Regions from separate parts of the Homo sapiens genome. Here region 2 is linked to region 1. The links are chromatin contacts, found by Hi-C or POLR2A ChIA-PET in ENCODE. All regions are on one chromosome and are shown on one strand. Each heading gives the region's core, a stretch centred on a gene start or an enhancer-like site at or near the end of the contact. The rest is flanking DNA. Distances are from core to core; before and after follow the strand shown. Region 1 overlaps SLC9A8 (solute carrier family 9 member A8). Region 2 has its middle 30 kb from the start of TRERNA1.

Evidence for each region. Hi-C counts contacts between places; a loop is a spot of excess contacts on that map. ChIA-PET counts read pairs that join two places held with the same protein, here RNA polymerase II (POLR2A). Pooled maps may share reads with other maps.
Region 2: a loop to region 1 is called in a pooled map, with 2.7 times the contacts of the local background. The contact joins two enhancer-like sites. A Hi-C loop is called at or near these places in 5 of 50 pooled maps. POLR2A ChIA-PET finds 5 or more read pairs at or near these places in 3 of 52 experiments (HEK293, Panc1 and activated T-cell).

The regions. Positions count from the first base shown.
Region 1 is chr20:49,852,556-49,855,255 of GRCh38, forward strand. All of the region lies in intron 7 of SLC9A8 (solute carrier family 9 member A8), which reads left to right. Among named protein-coding and RNA genes, the nearest start is that of MIR12122, 10 kb to the right of the region's middle. Within about 2 kb of position 1,261, at least 4 of the 41 ENCODE cell types and tissues checked have a DNase peak (open chromatin) inside an H3K27ac peak, as active enhancers do.
Region 2 is chr20:50,070,043-50,072,742 of GRCh38, forward strand. No RefSeq gene overlaps it. Among named protein-coding and RNA genes, the nearest start is that of TRERNA1, 30 kb to the left of the region's middle. RefSeq lists a silencer at 1,278-1,517. Within about 2 kb of position 1,374, at least 3 of the 41 ENCODE cell types and tissues checked have a DNase peak (open chromatin) inside an H3K27ac peak, as active enhancers do.

The DNA.
Region 1 (2,700 bases), core at 11-2,510:
TCATTTCTTTTTCATTTTGTTAATGTTGCTATCTTTTGGGGCTATGGGATAAAGAAAATACATTTTTAAGTTGAACTTCTGGCGTTTAAAAGGCGAGGTCTTAAAGATGTGAAGTGGAACAGCTGACAGCCAGGTGAAATAACCGTCTTTCCATACAGACCTCTCAATGATTCAGCAGTTTGTATTTCAGACTTCTCATCTTCACTGTCAGAAATACTCTGCCTCAATTTAGATTCCCAAGCAAACTGTGTAACATGATTTATACAAAGCATTTCCCCCAGCCTTTTGTTTGTTTTGTTTTTTTCAGTTAATTTAGAAAGTTTATTTTGCCAAGGTTGAGCATGCGCACCCGTGACAGCCTCAGGAGGTCCTGACGACATGTACCCAAGATGATCAGAGCACAGTTTGGTTTTATACATTTTAGGGACACATGAGACATCAGTCAACTTATGTAAGATGGACGTTGCCCCAACCTTTTATTATGAAAAATTTTAAACATACAGAAAAGGTGAAGCATTGTGAAGTGAATACCCATAAACAAATTTTTAAAATATAAAAGGTGTATCCTGCAGGGGTAGGAGAGGCACAGGACAGGGAACTTGGGAGCCTGTGGTGGGCCTGCGCTTCACTGAGGCTGGAGTATAGTGGCATGATCACAGCTCGCTGTAGCCTCAAACTCCTGAGCTCAAGCTGTCCTCCTGCCTCAGCCTCCTGAGTAGCTCGGACTACAGGTATGCGGCACCACTTCCGGCTAATTTTTGTGTGTGTAGAGATAGGGTTCTCTCTATATTGCCCAGGCTGGTCCTGAACTCCTGAGCTCAAGCCATCCTCCCACCTCAGCCTCCTAAAGTGTTGGGATTACAGGCGTGAGCCACTGTGCCCGGCCCAGGATACACTTTTTAGACATCATCCTCCTTCCTTCACGGCCTCTGGTGATGGGGCTGTGGTTGATGAGAGTGAAAATAAAAGAGCGACCAGAAGCTCTGTCTGGGTTGTGGTGCAAGGGCCTGGGGACCAGCCACCAATAAAATAGGATCTCCCAGATGGGCAGTTGTTTAGTGGAGTTACCTTCCCTTTCTTCCTTCCCTTTCTTCTTCCCACCTGCCTGCCTGCTTGCCTTCTGCAAGTGTCTCTGGGCCATGCCCAGTACAGACCCTGGGAATTCACCCATGACGAAAATTCAGCATCCACTCCCTTGGAGCTCACAGGCCTGTGATGACCTCTGTGAGGACAGGCGAAGTCTGGGAACTGAATCCTCAGCCTGGGATCCGGAGGCACTCTGGGTTAATGCGCATGAGTCACATTCACAGGCAGCTACCATGGAAACCAGAGGCCAGATGATTGACTTCTGAAGAGAACTGTACCTGGCAAGGCAGCCAGGCATTTCCTCAGTCAGCTCTCCTCTCCCTGACCCTGCAGCCAAAAGATCACCCATTGAAGGCTGCTCAGCCGAGCATCCTTTTCCCCCTAGACCCAGGCTTGGTGAGGGTGGGAAGCTCAGGGCAGTCGTCTCTGGCTGATGACTGACACAGGCTGGCCATTGGGTCTCCATGTTTTGGCTGGTGTTGTGGAAGGGGGCAGACCCACCATTCTGCTGCCCTGGAAAGAAAGTTGCAACAGGCATGGCACAGAGGCTTGTGGGAAAATCACCAAAGGGCAGGGAGAGTGAATTGTCCAGGCTCATGTGGCACATGAGGCCCCTTGAGGGAGCTGGTCCTGCCTCCCTCGCCAGCCTCTTATGGCTCCTGCCACTCACCCCACCCCCACCACCACATGCACCTTCCTTCTGTTCCTCAGGCAGCAGGCTTGCTCCCACCGCAGGAGTCGCTTGCTGTCACCTCAGCCTGCAGCTCTTGGCCTGGCCAGCTGCTTCTTAACATGTAGGTTCTTGCTTACATGTGTCATCCCTTCACAGAGGCCTCTCCAGACCGCCCCATCTAAGTGGCTCCCACACCCACACCCCCACCCCACCTTCCCACGTCACCTCAATTGATTTCCTGGGTCACATGTGGTATTGTCTGAATTTGCCTTCATCTCTGGGTATTGCTGTATCTACTGTTGGGGGTAGGAGTACCGACTCTGGGCAGATAGCCTGGCTCTGCTACTTGTTAGCTGAGTGACCTTGGACAAGTTACTTCATCATCCCGTTGTCCCTCGGTTTTCTCCTCTGTCATTGGGGCAGTAGTAGCAGTCTCATACAGTCACTGTCTGGATTGTTGAGTCACCGTATGTGAAGTGCTTAGAACAGTGCCGGCCATGGTAGCCTCCATTCCTGAAACATGTTAGACAATCAGCACATATCTGCTGGGGGTGATAAGATCTTCACGGGGACTGTCAGTGAGGTCACTGGCCCAGTTGGGAGATGGCCTCAGTGTTTCTCTCGGCTGTCTACGCCACTCACCCCCAAAGCACACTGGGGTTGCTGCTGCTTTTTGACACTTTCTTAGATCTTGCAAATCTGAGTGCAGGCTGGGGTCGGTCACGGACAGCATTCCAAGGGGCTGGTGGCGAGGGGCAGAGCAGAGGTCAGATGCAGGAGCTCATGGGCCATTTGGCTCTAGCTGCTCTGACCCGTGGAACTGGGCGGTGTATGATAAATATATCTAAGCAAAAGTCTCCCTTCCATCATTGGTCAAAGTCAAGTCTCCGTGCTGACACTAGAAAACCAGGCCATTCCTAACAACTCAGTTTAGAGTGGGC
Region 2 (2,700 bases), core at 124-2,623, 220 kb after region 1:
GGCTGAGGTAGAAGAATCGCTTGAACCCGGGAGGTGGAGGTAGCAGAGAGCCGAGATAGCGCCACTGGACTTTAGCCTGGCGACAGAGCAAGACTCCATCTCAAAATAAATAAATAAACAAATAAGGCTAGAAGTGGTGGCTCACGCCTGTAATTCCAGCACTTTGGGAGGCCAAGACGGGAGGATCGCTTGAGGCCAAGGGTTCAAGACCAGCCTGGGCAATATAATGAGACCCTGGCTCTACAAAAACAAACAAAGCCTTTAATTCATTGCTACCATAAAAATCGAGACATTTCACTACATCCTGATGTCCCTGTCTCTCTTGAAGACTTGGAAGATTTGGCCATGTGGGCCAGCATTCTAGAGGCAAAGGTGGTCAGTCCTGTGTTCTCCACAGCCCCTATCAGGTCCTTGAGGTATGTGAGCTTCAAAGCCTTGTATTCACAGCATGACCCCCACTACCCCCACCTGCTGGGTGACCTTGGACAACCCTTTCTGAGTCTCAGCTGGTCCTTGGCAAAAAATGGGTTGGAGGCCAGGCATGGTGGCTTACGCCTGTAATCCCAGCACTTTAGGAGGCCAAGGCAGGAAGATCACTTGAGCCCAGGAGTTTGAGACCAGCCGGGGCAACACAGCGAGACCCTGTCTCTACTAAAAAAAATTTTTTTTTTTTGAGACTGAGTCTCGCTCAGTCACCCAGGCTGCCGTGCGGTGGCGTGATCTCAGCTCACTGCAAGCTCGCCTCCCGGGTTCACGCCATTCTCCTGCCTCAGCCTCCTGAGTAGCTGGGACTACAGGCACCCGCCACCACGTCCGGCTAATTAAAAAAAAAAATATTTTTTAATTGGCCAGTGGCCTGCACCTGTAGTCCCAGCTACTCAGGAGGCTGAGGCAGGAGGATTGCTTGAGGAGGAGGTTGAGGCTGCAATGAGACTTGATCATGCCACTGCACCCCAGCCTGGGTGACAGAGTGAGACCCTGTCTCTAAATGAATAAATAATTAGTTGGGCGTGGTGGCGCCCACTTGTAGTCCCAGCTACCCGGGAGGCTGAGGAAGGAGAATCGCTTGAGGCCAGGAGTTGGAGGCTGCAGTGACCCGTGATCGCATCACTGCACTCCAGCCTGGGCGACAAGAGACCCTGTCGCAAAAAAAAAAAAAAAAAAGAAAGAAAGAAAGAAAGAAAAAGGGTTGGAAGCGCACTGGGGGAAAAAGCTTGCCCACTCCGCTTTGGGAGCCTCCAGCAGGCTCCCGCTGTGCCAAAGGCACACACCCAGATGTCCGGTGGTCCACCCCTGCCCCGGCGGTCACGCCTGTCCCCTCCTCCAGCCCCAGCCTCGGGTCGGCTGAGAGATGACGCGTGGCCCGGCCCAGCCGGAGCGTTGGTCCCTAGAGCGCTAGCGCCCTCTGCTGGCCAAGGGCGGGCGTGCAGGCCCGAGCCAGAACGGGGAAGCCGGGCGCCAGGAGAGCGGGGAGGAGCTTCACTCTTCTGGTCGGTGAGATGGGGAAGAGCAATAGCGAATACATAAGCAGAATACACCGAAAGGAAAGGAAAGAACAATAGCGAAATAACATTTACGGAGGGGTGCTCCGTGCCGAGGACTGCAAGAAGCCCACACCATGTAAAACCACACGTAATCCTTAGAATAACCCGGCGAAATGGCAACGGAAACGCACAGAGAGGTTAAGGAGCCCTCCCGGGGCCACACAGCTGGTAGTGGAAACGGCTGACTCCTGGGCCTGCACTGGCATCCACCGAGGCGGAGAGAGGATGTGAAGGTGTCACCTCCGCTCATTCACTCATGCATGGCCTTCCAGCCAGCCATTCACCCATTCACAAGTATTCACTGAACACCTACTGTATGCCCAACATTGTGTGAGATGGCAGGAACACAGCCGTGAACACAATTGGCCTCATCCCTACCCTCTTGAAGCTGACATTTTAGTGGGGGTGGGAGGGGGCAGATAATAAACATGAATATATCATTAACAGCTGGGCCAGAGGCCAAAGGATAAACCTGTATGCGCTCGCTGATGTTACTCAGGCTCCTACCCCAACATGATTTTTTGCCGCATCTGAGCCCTACCTGTACTTTTACTTGACATTTGCTCCTAGATAATTGGTTTTTACTTAAGTGTATATATATATGTGTATATCTATATCTATATCTATATCTATGTATATGTTTATTTATTTATTGAGACAGAGTCTCGCCGTGTTGCCCAGGCTGGAGTGCAGTGGCACAATCACGGCCCACTGCAACCTCCACCTCTTGGGCTCAAGCGATCCTCCCACCTCAGCCTCCCGAGTAGCTGGGACTACAGGTGTGCAACACCATGCCCAGCTAATTTTTGTATTTTTTGTAGAGAGGGGGTTTTGCCGTGTTGCCCAGGCTGGTCTCAAACTCCTGGACTCAAGTGATCTGCCCACCTTGGCTTCCCAGAGTGCTGGGATTACAGGCATGAACCACTGTGCCAAGACAAAGTTGCTGGGTTTTTTTTGTTGTTTGTTTGTTTTTTGAGATGCAGTCTCACTCTGTCTCCCAGGCTGGAGTGCAGTGGCACAATCTCGGCTCACTGCAACCTCCGTCTTCCAGATTCAAGTGATTCTCCTGCCTCAGCCTCCCTAGTAGCTGGGATTACAGGCACGCACCACCATGGCCAGCTAATTTTTGTATTTTTAGTAGAGTCGGGGTTTCACC